Linked DNA regions of Homo sapiens: region 2 is linked to region 1. A link is an interaction called in ENCODE POLR2A ChIA-PET data of the cell type or tissue named here. Cell type or tissue: HepG2. All regions are shown on one strand. Each heading gives the region's core, and the rest is flanking DNA. Links, peaks and the distances in the headings are about the cores only. Region 1 overlaps ARFGAP3 (ARF GTPase activating protein 3). Region 2 has its middle 10 kb from the start of TTLL1.

What was found. Peaks named below come from ENCODE experiments on the same cell type or tissue, not always from the same donor. Only the 100,000 strongest peaks of a DNase experiment are listed, where the experiment ranks them.
Region 2: POLR2A ChIA-PET joins it to region 1 with 6 read pairs; 2 of 35 experiments call an interaction of 5 or more read pairs at or near these places.

The regions. Positions count from the first base shown.
Region 1 is chr22:42,807,696-42,814,926 of GRCh38, forward strand. ARFGAP3 (ARF GTPase activating protein 3) reads right to left here. Exons shown (of 16, transcript NM_014570.5): 12 at 3,118-3,249; 13 at 1,072-1,195. Among named protein-coding and RNA genes, the nearest start is that of ARFGAP3, 46 kb to the right of the region's middle. In HepG2, for the core only: no CTCF peak of the experiment used is centred there; no DNase peak of the experiment used is centred there.
Region 2 is chr22:43,096,252-43,103,482 of GRCh38, forward strand. No RefSeq gene overlaps it. Among named protein-coding and RNA genes, the nearest start is that of TTLL1, 10 kb to the left of the region's middle. RefSeq lists an enhancer at 5,012-5,306. In HepG2, for the core only: no CTCF peak of the experiment used is centred there; a DNase peak (open chromatin) is centred at 4,140.

The DNA of each region.
Region 1 (7,231 bases), core at 719-5,718:
ACACTAGCAATTCAGGATGAGAGGAAAGACGTAAACCTCCCCACTTCCACTTGAGTCTTACAGCTTAGCAAGACTTCACTATGATGAGTTCATTAACATTTCTTTCTTTTTTTTTTTTTTGAGACAGAGTCTCACTCTGCTTCTGGGTTCGAGCGATTCTCTGCCTCAGCCTCCCAAGTAGCTGGACTAGAAGCGCGTACCACCATACCGAGCTAATTTTTGTATTTTTTGTAGAGACGGAGTTTCATCATGTTGGCCAGGCTGGTCTCGAACTCCTGGCCTCAAGTGATCCACCTGCCTCAGCCTCCCAAAGTGCTAGGATTATAGGTGTGAGCCACAGTGCCTGGCCAAGTTCATTAACATTTCTGAGAAAAGCCAACAACCTGAAAATAAATATATGCACTCCTCAGAAACATATCTGGCTGGGCGTGGTGGCTCACGCCTGTAATACCAGCACTTTGGGAGGCCGAGGCAGCCAGATCACCTGAGGTCAGGAGTTCAAGACCAGCCTAGCCAATATGGTGAAACCTCATCTCTACTAAAAATACAAAAATTAGCCAGGTGTAGTGGTGCACGGCCGTATTCCCAGCTACTTGGGAGGCTGAGGCAGGAAAATCGCTTAAACTTGGGAGGCGGAGGTTGCAGTAAGCTGAAATCATGCCACTGCACTCCAGCCTGGGTGACAGAAGGAGGCTCCGTCTCAAAAAAAAAAAAAGAAACATATCTATGTGCTTCATTTCACTATGTTTAAAAGTTATTAAGTAAATTACAGCTGCACCAACAATTGAAATATATTCAAAAGATACTGGATAATGGCTATTCAAAACACCAAGAGAGGAATAAGACAACTGTGAGATAAGTCCTTGTCTTGTAAACATTCCTCTTGCTGAGGTAGCAAGCACATGATCAGTTATACAGACCTGGGTTCAAGTCCTGACTCCAGCACTTTCAGGCCAGAGGGCATCTGGCAGCCTGAGCCCAGCTCACTCAGGATCTCCTCCCCGACAATGCCCACACCCACACTTCCTTCCTGCATTATGGGGCACCCAAAGAAACTCTCTGGACCCTTACATCAGCCTGGGATTGTCTTCCAAAATACATATCTGATGAAATGGCCTTGACATTGCCAAACTTCTTCTGGGCCTCATCTGTATTTTCAACTGGCTCATAATCTGGCTTGCGGCGAGCAGTAGGTCTGCAATTAAAAACAGCCAAATTAGGTTAAACTAATTTGAGGTGAAGCAAATGTGTTTCATACTCATTTTATTTTTTAAAATGCCAACAGCAGTAAATTTTGTAAAAGGATTTTAGGCTGTTTTTAAAAGCCTGAAAATTCTAATTAAAAAAAAAAGAATAAATACCCAAACGATACAAAATTTGAAGGAATTTCTGTTTAAAACGGGGTCTGTTATTTCACATTTCAGTTCAAATATGTTATATCACATTTCAGATCAACTGGGTAAACACTGAATACATTGTTTGGAATGTCCATAGGACACTGCTCTCTCTACATTGTATAGGTTATAAAATGTCCCAGTTACCTGGGACAATTTCAAGTCACACCTGTTGTCCCAACATATTAGTAGTACCCCCTTGCACTCTCAGAAGTCCTCTGGTTGGAAAATAAATTCATTCATAATCACCAAAAACTGGAGACAGCCCTTCAGCAGGTGAATGGATAAACTTGGCAAGTAAGAGGAATGAATACAAGAATGAATGAGTCTTCCCCAAGTGTACTAAGACAAGTTAAACCAGAGTAGGAAGGCCAATTGCTACATGACTCCATTTATATGATATCTGGGAAAGGCAAAATTGTAAGGCCAGAAAACAGACCTGGGGTGACCAGGGGCCAGGGGCAGGGGAGGGGGGACTACAAAGGGCATGGGGAAAATTTGGGGGTGATGGGAACTGTTCTGTTTCTTGGTTTTGGTGGTAATTACATGAATGTATGTGCTTGTCAGAACTGTAAGTTTAAAAAGATGAATTTTACTATATGTAAATAATACCTTAAAATTGGGGGAAAAAAGGCCGGGTGCGGTGGCTCACGCCTGTAATCCCAGCACTGTGGGAGGCCAAGACGGGTGGATCATGAGGTCAGGAGATCGAGACCATCCTTGCTAACATGGTGAAACCCCGTCTCTATTAAAAATACAAAAGAATTAGCCAGGCGTGGTGGCGGGCGCCTGTAGTCCCAGCTACTCGGGAGGCTGAGGCAGGAGAATGGTGTGAACCCAGGAGGCGGAGCTTGCAGTGAGCTGAGATTGCACCACTGCACTCCAGCCTGGGTGACAGAGCAAGACTCCATCTTAAAAAAAAAAAAAAAAAAAAAAAAATTGGGGAAAAAGGTGAAACCTTCCTGACCTAGGCCACCCCTGACCCATGGATCAGAATCTTCAGGGAAGAGGACTCCACACACACATTTCTTTCAAGGTCCACAGAGGATTCTGATGTGCACTTCCTATTTAGAATCAGTAATTTAAAATCAAAACAGGCTGGGCACGGTGGCTCACACCTGTAATCCCAGCAGTTTGGGAGGCCGAGGCAGGCGGATCATTTGAGGTCAGGAGTTTGAGACCAGCCTGGCTGGTGAGGCAACCGTCTCTACTAAAAGTACAAAAATTAGCCTGGCATGATGGTGTGCACCGGTAGTCTCAGCTACTCGGGAGGCTGAGGCAGGAGAATCGCTTGAACCTGGGAGACGGAGGCTGCAGTAAGCTGAGATTGCACCACTGCACTCCAGCCTGGGCAACAGAGTGAGACTCTGTCTCAAAAATAAAACAAAACAAAACAAAAAAACAAAATCAAAACAATATTCCTGAAATAGTAGAACAAAATCATTTACTAGTCTTACAAAAGGTTTCAAAAGGTTTTCCTTTTTGAGGGGGACTTACTCTGTTGACCAGGCTAGAGTACACTGGCGTGATCATAGCTCACTGCAGCCTTGTACTCCTGGGCTCAAGTGATCCTTTGACCTCGGCCTCTTAAAGTGCTGGGATTATGGGAATGAGCCGCCGTGCCCAGCCCCTTACAAGGGTTTTCATGTCATCATGTTATCAGCAATTTTTTCCCAGAAATGCATGGATTCACTACTACAACCCCACAGTTTTGCATTCATACCTGTCTGAATAGCCTGTGGTTTTCAGAACTGTTTCAGTATCTTTGCTGGTCTCTTTTTTCCAATAGGAATCTGAACTGTCATCCCAGCTAGAGAAAGAACTGCTCCTTAACTCCACTGGCTCGTCAAAGTAACTGTAGGAGCAAGAGTACAACAGTGACTTTGGAGGTCCTTGTTGACACTCGTCCTGGGCTCTCTCACTTCCACAGATGTGGGGGATGCCTCCTTGAAGTTAATGGCAGTCACATAACTAGGTCTAGCCAATGAGACAGGAGCAGACACGAGGTGTGTCATTTCCAAGGCCTTTCAAGTACCTGTGTTCAACCTTGCCCAGTCCTCTCTTCCCAAGCTACATGGAAGAGATTGTGTTCCAGGTGCTACAGTCTCAGGTAGGTGAAACCTCCATCAGTCTGGACAATCAAGATGACACATGGAGGACAGGTACTCTAGAGAACCACCTGAACCCTTAGCTGACTTTATGTGAAAAAGAAATCAATTGTCATTGTGTTCAGCCCTTGAGATCTGGGGGATGTTTATAACCTTAGTATAACTTGGCCTATCCAGACAACACAGGGCATCTTTAAATGTTATCTACCACAGGTTACACATTTCACTGTCTTTAGGTCTCATTCCGCCTGGTTAGGCAATCACAAATAACACTGCTGGGCCTAGAGAACTGACTCCATACAAGGAGCTTCTTGTTGGCAATCCCTTCCGTGTTAAGCACATTCAATGAAAATGATGTAAATGATGCTCATTAACCTCCTCCTGGAGTTGGATACAAAGCTATGGATCATGATCACTGGACCATTCTGGGGATAGTCTTTCAGCCTGGAGCCTGCAGTAAACTTGATCTGATTTGCAAGCATCCCAGGAGAGCCTGGCCTTCAGATCAGTTTACACTTTAATTAGCCAATTGTCACTGAGCAGGGCATTGCTCAGAGAGCAGCACTCAGTGTTGGCTTTTGGTCCTGTGTGATTAGAGAAAAATCTTTGACCAAGAGCAGCAAGGTCTGCCTGGAACAGGAGAGACTGACAGGCGAGGTGGATGTGCCAAAACCTTGAGAAAAAGTGACCATCAACCAGCCAGGCACGGTGGCTCACACCTGTAATCCCAGCACTTTGGGAGGCCAAGGCAGGTGGATTGCTTGAGCCTGGGAGTTCCAGACCAGCCTGGGCAACATGGCAAAGCCCCATCTCTACAAAAAATGCAAAATAAAAAATAAATAAACAAATAAAATAACCGTTTCCTGACCATCTCCGGGGATTAAAAGAAAAAATTAATGGGGCATGGTGGCACGCCTATAGTCCCAGCTACTTGGGAGGCTCACCTAAGCCTGGGAGGCCGAGACTGCAGTGAGCCATGATCATGCCACTACACTCCAGCCTGGGTGACAGAGTGGGATACTGTCTCAAAAAAAAAAAAAAAAAAAAAAAGGGACTGTGCCATGCCAGAATTCACGATAGCTTAGGATGGAAAAGCAGTCTGGCCAGATATACACACCTCATTAAGGCAGTCCAAGAAGTTCAGAGGAGAGAGGCAGATCCCAGGGAGGTCTTAGGAAAGGAAGGGTGACAGAAGAGAATGCAGAGGCCTTAACAGACATCATCCAGGTTTTCTCCAGAGAGTAAGGACAGGAAGCACACTGGAAATAAGATGAGCACCAAGCTCCGTGCTATAAGGAGTTGCACAGAAGATGCAGATCATAGGAGGTCAGAGGGGCCAGTAACCAAAGGCCAATATAAGAGGGAAGCAAGAACCCATAAGAGCAAAGAGGCCAGGGACCTCGGTGAGCTAAGATCTGGGTGGGGGAAATGCTAAGAACACATTTACTCTTTCTTGGCAGAAAACAAAACGAAACAAAAAAGGGACAGAGGATAAACTGCTGTTGGAGCAGATGGTATGATATTACATCCTTAATAGACAGAAAGTAGAATTTCTAAATGTGGCTTCTGCCTTCTCTGGCAAGAAGGTCATTAAGAACAAATCTCATGACACTAGCATCTACTCCTTAGGAAGGAAAACGTGGTGTTCAAAGTGTATCTGGATTTCAGCTAGAAACCGACCAGGCTCTCCCTATGGCGGATGAGTGGATCTGTACTGCACCCAGGCTCTGCCTGGAGGAAGAGAGATGACCGATCCCCTTTCAGAGAAGAGAGATCAGGACACTGAAGGAACCGGAAGTTACATCGGAGGAAGGTTCAAAAGATGTGGGATGTGTGCTGGCCTGCAAGGTGATATTCACATGTTTGAGGGACTTATTTTAAGGCACCATGAAAGAACTAAGATCAATTCAGTGAGGAATTTTAAAACTACTTAATAAGCACCTACGAGGAGTCAGGCACTCTGCTAGGGGAAGACAAAGGGCAAGAAGACACATTCAGCTCCTGCCCTCATGAGGCTTGGGAACTGACTTATGGAAGGGAGGCTGACTTGAATGCAGAAGCCTCAGAAGCTGCATTAATGAAAGGCAGAGTTTCTCACGGAGCTGACCTGGGACCAAATGGCTGCCTTGAGGAGAAGGAAGGGTGTAGTAGAGGCTGGACTGCCCTGGAGTGGGAAGAGGGGGGTCAGCACTGGACTGGTGCAGGGTGAGGGTGGGGTGGAACTTCCAGGTTCTTCATGACTCTGTGATACTAAATTTTGTAGATTTAGCAACACTCTAAGGAAATAACATTCTTCATTCTTATAAGCCAATGTACTTATCCTGAAATGTAGAGGAATCAGATTACTTTTAAGTGACTGAACTATTCAGAAGTCAAAGAAGAGAGACAGCCATCGGCTTGGGTCCCCCTGACCAGCATGAGCCTGTGAGGCAGCAGTCCATGCGTGGGCTGGCTGGCGGCTTCTCTGTCTTCCAGTCATCCACGAGAGGCTCTCTGTGCTCATGCTAAGCAGGAGCAACTCAGTAGGAGGACTGGCAACTCACTAAGAGGACCGACAGACCACCAGCCAGGACTCCAGCTGACCTTTGGAAGGATGGGGTGAGTGGGACGACTAACGGCCACTAGTCCCTGCTCAGAAACACACAGACTTTCCTTCCTCATCTCCAAACCTTTATTGGCTTTCTAATGTTTTGATTGTATAGCTCTCAATGCTTTTTTACTTTTATTTTTCCCCTCCCACTCTGTCTTTACCCAATCTTGAAAACATTCCTTAAAATCCCTTGATAAGAGCACCCTAATATCACATTTGCTCTGATTTAGAGCTATAGACAGTTGTCTATTCTAATTAAGGCCATGCTGGCTTTATAAGGCTGAGCAAATTGTTCTAGTTTCATTATCTTGTACTCAATATATAATTATACTGTTTATATCCTAGAAATAATGGAACTCAATAATAAAAAAAAACAAGGACAGGTTTTATCTTATTTTTAACAGAAACAGAACTCTTTCATAATTCATAATGTTCAAGTTCTAATGGGCTAATGAATAATTTGAAAGCAATAAGAGCTCTTCATCGAACTAATATATTTGCTTTCAGAGTCCATGTTTATTTTACCTCAGTTGCCAAAGTACCTAATAGTATCCTCATTCTACTAGTGGTGGTCACCATGCCAAGGAGGACTAGAGAAGGCATTTATGTTCCTATTAGACAATCTGCAGGTCGTGATAAACAATACACCAAGGTCTCTCTGGAAAGAGTCCAGGAGGTGTGGTCTATATAAATATGCCATCTGCTCCCAGGTTTCAAACCATAAGTAACAGTTTCATAGCAACAGTGGCTTCTGGGTCTAACTCTTTTGATTAAGCCTTTGAAGAAGGGGAAGTCTGAAAGATCCCTGAAGCCTTTACAAGGCAGAAAGGCCCCACAGGGGCCTGTCAGTGACCTGGAGCCAGTGAGGGTCTCTGAAGTTCCCATTAGGCAACCTCACTTAGAGCTTTCTTACCAACCCGGCTACCAAGCAACAGTACTGATTTAACTGAAACTTTCTCTTTTTTTTGAGAGAGGGTCTTGCTCTGTTGCCCAGGCTGGAGTGCAGTGGTGCAATCTAATCTCACTGTAACCTCTGCCTCCCAGGCTCAAGTGATCCTCCACCTCAGCCTCCCAAGCAGCTGGGACTACAGGCATGTCCACCATGCTAGGCTAATATTTTTGAAATTTTTTGTAAAGAT
Region 2 (7,231 bases), core at 1,110-6,109, 290 kb after region 1:
TCTGCAGTGAGGCGAGATTGTGCCACTGCATTCCAGCCTGGGTGACAGCGAGACTCCGTCTCAAAAAAAAAAAAAAAAAAAAAAAAAAGAATAGAAAGCCCCAGCCCATAGTGCGTCCCATTCCTTATTTGGAGATGCTCCCTTAACTATCCCTGGGCAACTTCCTTTTCTTTCTTTGTTCTGTCCCCCTTACCCAATTAAAACGTTTTAAACCAATAGCCAATCGAGTAAAGTGTAAAATGTGAGGTCCTATTCCAGCCAATGGAAACTGGACACAGCAGTAGGGTAGATGCGTTAGGTTATAAATAACAGTCTCCTTCGCTCAGTGTGCTCTCGTGGCTGAGCAGCTATTGAGCAGCGCCCTTTCTGCAGAAAGTAAAGCGCACCTTGCCGAGAGATCATTTGTTTCTGTGTTAATTTTTTTTGTGTGTGACACCAAAAACTTCATTCCCAACACATGTGAGTGACTGTGTGTGTATGTGTGTGTTCACCCCACCCACAGCAGGACCCAAGGTTGGTGGGGAGGGTTGGGACAAGGGGCTTGAAGCTGGAAGGGACTAGAGCTCCTCCCCAACCCCCTGCTAAGCAGCACCCAGCACAGACAGCAGAGGCCCCAGCTGAGGAAGATGGGGCTGATCTTCCCGGGAGCTGGGTCCTGCACGCTCTCCCACGGCCCAGTGAGACGCAGAAACGGATCCTTTGTCCGACTTCCTCCAGATTGCCTGGGGTTGGACCCCTGCAAGCCAGGAGGAGCCAGCGGCTTCCAGAGGGGATCTGAGTCCAGGTCTGGAGGCCTCTGTGTTTGGTGCTCTTTCTTTTGTATCAGCTGGATGGTGGAGGAGGAAGGCAGAGGTGTGTGGGTGAGGGGTTGTGGATAGCGGAGCCTGGGAGGTGGGGTGCAGGTAAGGGAGGCTCAGGGAGCCCAGGCAGCACAGAGCCCGTCTTACGGGGCTGACCAGTCACCGGTCTGCTGCTCTCACCTGCCTGGAGAGGCTCTACTCTGTACCCCAGAGACCTACATGGGCCTGGCCTTGAAACATGACCAGTAAGGCCTGTGAAGGATGGAGGGAAGAACTGCACCCTATAACGAGCAGGCAGCTAGGACCCCCAGACTCCTCTCAGGCCTGGGTCCTCCTGGGATGCAGCAAGACTGCCTCAGAAGAGATCTGAGCTGGGCGCGGTGGCTCACGCCTGTAATCCCAGCACTTTGGGAGGCCGAGGCAGGGAGATCACCTGAGGTTGGGAGGTCAAGACTAGCCGGACCAACATGGAGAAACTTCATCTCTGCTAAAAATAGCTGGGCGTGGTGGCACATGCCTGTAGTCCCAGCTACTCGGGAGGCTGAGGCAGGAGAATCACTTGAACTCGGGAGGTGGAGGTTGCGGTGAACCGAGATTGCACCATTGTACTCCAGCCTGGGCAACAAGAGCGAAACTCCGTCTCAATAAATAAATAAATAAAAAGGCCAGGCGCGGTGGCTCACGCCTGTAATCCCAGCACTTTGGGAGGCCGAGGCGGGCGGATCACGAGGTCAGGAGATCGAGACCATCCTGGCTAACATGGTGAAACCCCATCTCTACTAAAAATACAAAAAATTAGCAGGCGTGGTAGTGGGCGCCTGTAGTCCCAGCTACTTGGGAGGCTGAGGCAGGAGAATGGCGAGAACCCAGGAGGCGGAGCTTGCAGTGAGCTGAGATCGTGCCACTGCACTCCAGCCTGGGTGACAGAGCGAGACTCCATCTAAAAAAATAATAATAATAAAAAAAATAAATAAAAGAAGAAGAAGAAGAGAGCTGAACCTCTGATCCTCTTCACTGGACCTAAGCTCGGCCCTCCAGGTCCCTGGGCCTTGGTTTCTCCATCAGGAAGGAGCCATGCACCCCACCTTGCAATGCTGTTGAGGAGGCAGAATTGAAGACAGCAAACTGTGCCAGGAATGTGGGTCTTGACTTCAGTGAGCCCTCCTTGCTCCCTCCGTCAGGCGCACTGCACACCTCACCCCCAGACAGCGCCGGAGGCAGTACTCACAGCTGAGGGAGCCAGGGAAGGGCAATGGGGCAACAGGAAGGCAGGGTGGTGTTGGCGAGAGATGGCGGAAGAGTTCCTGCTGGGCTTATGTAGTCCCAACATTTTTGGAGGCTGAAGCAGGACGATTGCTTAAGCCCAGTAGTTGGAGGCTGCAATGAGCTATAATGGCACCACTGCTCTCCAGCCTGAGCCACAGAGTGAGACTCTGTCTCAAAAAAAAGAAAAAAAAAGTTTCTGTCAATCATTTAAGCTCCCAGCCCCAACAGGAAAGGCAGGAAAATGAGAACTAAGGTCTGGTTTACATCAGGACGTCCACTTGACCCCACAGCAGTCCCTTTTAGGTTTTCCCTGTTTAGCACAGAAGGAACCTGAGGCTCACAGACATGTAGAGGCTGGCCCAGGCCCAGAGCTTGTCTGGGGCCAACACAGTCCTGGCCCGGACCCTGTAGAATATCTGCCTGGTCCAGCTGGGCACGGTGTCTTATGCCTGTAATCCCAGCACTTTGGGAGGCCGAGGTGAGTGGATCACGAGGTCAGGAGATCAAGACCATTCTGGCCAACATGGTGAAACCCCGTCTCTACTAAAAATACAAAAATTAGCTGGGCATGGTGGTGCGTGCCTGTAATCCCAGCTACTCAGGAGGCTGAGGCAACAAGAGCGAAACTCCGTCTCAAAAAAAAGAAAAAAAAAGAAAGAAAGAAATTGAAACTTGGACACACCTGAGTTCAAACTGGGGTTGTGCAGGAGGGCTGACCCTGGCTGAAGTCAGCTTCCGCGTCTGTGAAATGGGCTCATGCTACACACTTCACCAGGTTAGAGAGAAGCAGAAAAATAACACTAACCCTGCAAATGCTTCACAGGCAGCTGAGACAAGGGCTTCCACCCACCTCCAGGTTCCAGGTTCCCACTGGGGCCTCCTGTCTGGAATTCTCTAGCCCCTGCAGTTCCCGGCCTTACCCCCTGCAGCCAACTTGGCTGGTAGCTCCCTTCCTTCCGAGGCAAAGAGCCAGGCTAGCTTTTGCTGCTACATGTCAACACTCAGACTTTGTCTTCCTCACCTTGGCTCGCTCACAGGAGTCCTTCTATCTAGAATGTCCTAAATGAAATACATATCTGGGTCATTTTTTTTTTTTTTTTGAGACAGGGCCTCACTCTGCTGCCCAGGCTGGAGTGCAGTGGCGCAGTCTTGGCTCACTGCAGCCTCCACCTCCCAGGTTCAAGTGATTCTCCTGCCTCAGCCTCCCGAGTAGCTGGGAATACAGGCGCCCACCACCATGCCCGGCTAATTTTTGTATTTTTAGTGGAGATGGCGTTTTGCCATGTTGGCCAGGCTGGTCTTTTTTTTTTTTTTTTTTTTTTTGAGACGCATTTTCACTCTGTTGCCCAGGCTGGAGTACAGTGGTGCCATCTCGGCTCACTGCAACCTCCACCTCTTGGGTTCAAGTGATTCTCGTGTCTCAGCCTCCAGAGAAGCTGGGATTACAAGCATGCGCCACCCTGCCTGGCTAATTTTTGTATTTTTAGTGAAGAGAGGGTTTAACCATGTTGGCCAGGCTGGTCTCGAACTCCTGACCTCAAGTGATCCGCCTGCTTTGGCCTCCCAAAGTGCTGGGATTACACGTGTGACCTACCATGCCCGGCCCAACCATGCACTTTTTTTTTTTTTTGAGACAGAGTCTCACTCTTGTCACCCAGGCTGGAGCGCAATGGTGCAATCTCGGCTCAGTGCAACCTCCGCCTCCCAGGTTCAAGTGATTCTCCAGCCTCAGCCTCCTGAGTAGCTGGAACTAGAGGCGCATGACACCATGCCCAGCTGATTTTTGTATTTTTAGTAGAGATGGGGTTTCACCATGTTGGCCAGGATGGTCTTGATCTTCTGATCTTGTGATCCACCCGCCTCGGCCTCCCAAAATGCTGGGATTACAGGCATGAGCCACGGTGCCCGGCCCTGCCCCACATTTTAAATGTTTTGAGGTATTCACCAGACTGCCCTCCTAAGAGGGTGTGTCCGTGTGTATTTCCAGCACAGGCTGACAAGACGGCCAGGCTCCTGCCTATCTGACAGGCCATCAAAGGATGAAATACTGAGAGCATTGTTGCTGCTTTTCTTTGCATCTCTTTCATGATTCGTGGGGACATGGTAACATAAACTTCCTGGGGCAAAAGAGATATGACTATTACAGAACTTCAAAAGAAATGGTTACTCACGAGAGGGGAAAATCCCAGCATGCTGTATCTCCTGAGTCTTCCTCATTCTTCGAGGCAGGAGAAGGAAAGTTGGAGAGAGTGGTGAAACCAGGAGACCTGTGGGCCTGGAATGAGAAATTGGGTCCTCCCATGGCCCACAAGACCTCAGGGCATCATTTTGCCTGTCTGGCCTCAGTTTCCTCTCCTGTAAAGTGGCAACAGCAGAAATTGTCTCTTAAGGTTGTTGTGGAGATGAAAAGGGATGGAAAAATCCACTCATTTGTGCAACAGACATCTACTGAGGGTCCGCTTTTTGGGGTGCAGAGGAGCAAAAATGTACACCCGTGTTGGGGCTGATAGACCAGGGGAAGGTTGGCTAGAAGAGATTCTTCCCAGCCAGGCACAGTGGCTCAGGCCTGTCATCCCAGCACTTTGAGAGGCTGAGGCGGGTAGATCACCTGAGGTCAGGAGTTCGAGACCAGCCTGGCCAACATGGTGAAATCCCGTCGCTACTAAAAATACAAAAATATTAGCCAGGCATGGTGGCGGGCGCCTGTAATCCCAGCTACTTGGGAGGCTAAGGCAGGAGAATGACTTGAACCCAGGAGGCAGAGGTTGCGGTGAGCCAAGATCGCACCATTGCACTCCAGCCTGGGCAACAAGAGGGAAACTCTGTCTCCAAAAAAAAAAAGGAGATGAAGAGGTCTTTCCCAGAGTGCCCTGAGAGCAGAGGTGTGGGTGGCGGCCACTGCCAATTCCATGGCCACCCCATCCTCGTTGAGGGTGCAGGTTGAACCCCAGGAGCTGCCAGAGCTGCTATTGTTTTGAAAATATCTGCTATCACTCTGATAAGCTCAGTTGTCAGAAGGGATGTTATTTCTGGGCGAAAGGAGGTTCCGCAGGACTGGAGGTCCTTCCTGCTTACACCACATGGGCCTAGCCCCTCCCATCAGACCCGGCTTGGGTGATAATCTGGGGCCTTGAGCCTGCTCCTGGCAGGGACAGCAGTGGCCATCACTGTAGGACGTCTCCGGACTGCTGCCCAAGGCCTCCGCAATGCTGCAGGAGCTGAGATCACCTCTTTTCTGACCCTGGATTCCTGGAATTGTCTCACAGAATGGAGGCCTGTTCTCCATCCTCCTGACAGGCCACAGTAGATTATGTTGGTCACACTAGCCATTTGGATATCTGGCCCAAACGTGTGTCTGTTACATGGCTGTGGCACTGAGCTGAGAGGCCTGGCGGGTTGAGCCTCCATAATTTGCTCTGAAATGCACTGGTCCTGTTTTCAGTTACATTATTCTTGTCACCTGCAAAGCTGGCCTCTCAGATCTCACCATGGCCTTGGCCTACCAAGCACCCTGGCAGCTGTGAATCCAGATCTGGATTAAAATCCTTGATGTTGACTATTTCAAGTTTGATCCACTGGGCTTTGCTTTGATTTTATTGTTTAGTATTGAGTTTTAATTGATATACCCAAAAGTGCACAGATCCTAAGCATTCAGTTCAATGTATGTTTGCATACATATGTACCCCTGCAGCCACCATCTGTGTTACCCCAGAAGCTTCCATCATGCCCCTTCCCAGCCAATACCCATCCCCACCCTGGAGAGGGAGTCACCGATCTCACATCTAATGCCGTAGATTAGTTGTGCCTAGTTATGCCTAGTTATGAACGTCATAGAAATGGAATTACAGCATGCTTTATTTTGTGTCCAGCTTCTTTTTTTTTTTTTTTTCGAGATGGCGTTTCGCTCTTGTTGTCCAGGCTGGAGTGCAGTGGCACGATCTTGGCTTACTGCAACCTCCACCTCCCTGGTTCAAGCAATTCTCCTGCCTCAGCCTCCCGAGTAGCTGGGATTACAGGCGTGCACCACCACACCCGGCTAATTTTTGTGTCTTTAGTGGAGACAGGGTTGGCCAGGCTAGTTTCAAATTCCTGGCCTCAGGTGATCCACCTGCCTTGGACTCCCGAAGTGTTAGTATTACAGGCGTGAGCCACCGCACCTGGCCTCGTGTCTGGCTTCTTTCATTCAACATAATGTCTGTAAAAAAAAGTTAAAGCCGGGCGCTCACGCCTGTAATCCCAGCACTTTGGGAGGCCGAGGCGGGCGGATCACAAGGTCAGGAGATCGAGACCATCCTGGCTAACACAGTGAAACCTCCTCTCTACTAAACATACAAAAAATTAGCCAGGCATGGTGGCACACGCCTGTAGTCCCAGCTACTTGGAAGGCTGAGGCAGGAGAATGGCTTAAACCCAGGAGGTGGAAGTTGCAGTGAGCCGAGAATGCGTCACTGCACTCCAGCCTGGGAGACAAAGTGAGACTCTGTCTCAAAAAAAAAAGAAAATATATATATATACACATATATATATACACACATATACATATATATACACATATATACATATATACACATATATACACATATACATATATACACATATACACATATATACATATATACATATATACACATATACACATATATACATATATACATATATACACATATACACATATATACATATATACACATATATACATATATACATACATACACACATATATATACATATAGAGAGAGAGAGAGAGAGAGAGACTGAGAGAGAGAGAGGGCTGGGCACGATGGCTCATGCCTATAAACTGAGCACTTTGCAAGGCTGAAGCAGGTGGATCACTTGACGTCAAGATTTAAGACCAGCCTGGCCAACATGGTGAAACCCTGTCTCAATAAAAAATATAAAAACTATCCAGGTGTGGTGGTGGGTGCCTGTAATCCCAGCTTCTCAGGAGGCTGAGGAAGGAGAGTCGCTCAAAGTGGGGAGGCAGAGGTTACATTGAGCCGAGATCACGCCACTGCACTCCAGCCTGGGTGACAGAGCGAGACTCTGTCTCAAAAAAAAAAAAAAAAAAAAAAAAAAAAGAGAGAGAGAGAAGCTGTGAAGCCTCAGCAGAAGCTGTTCTTTTGTGTTCGTTTGCTTTTGAGCTGGAGTCTCACCCTGTCACCCAG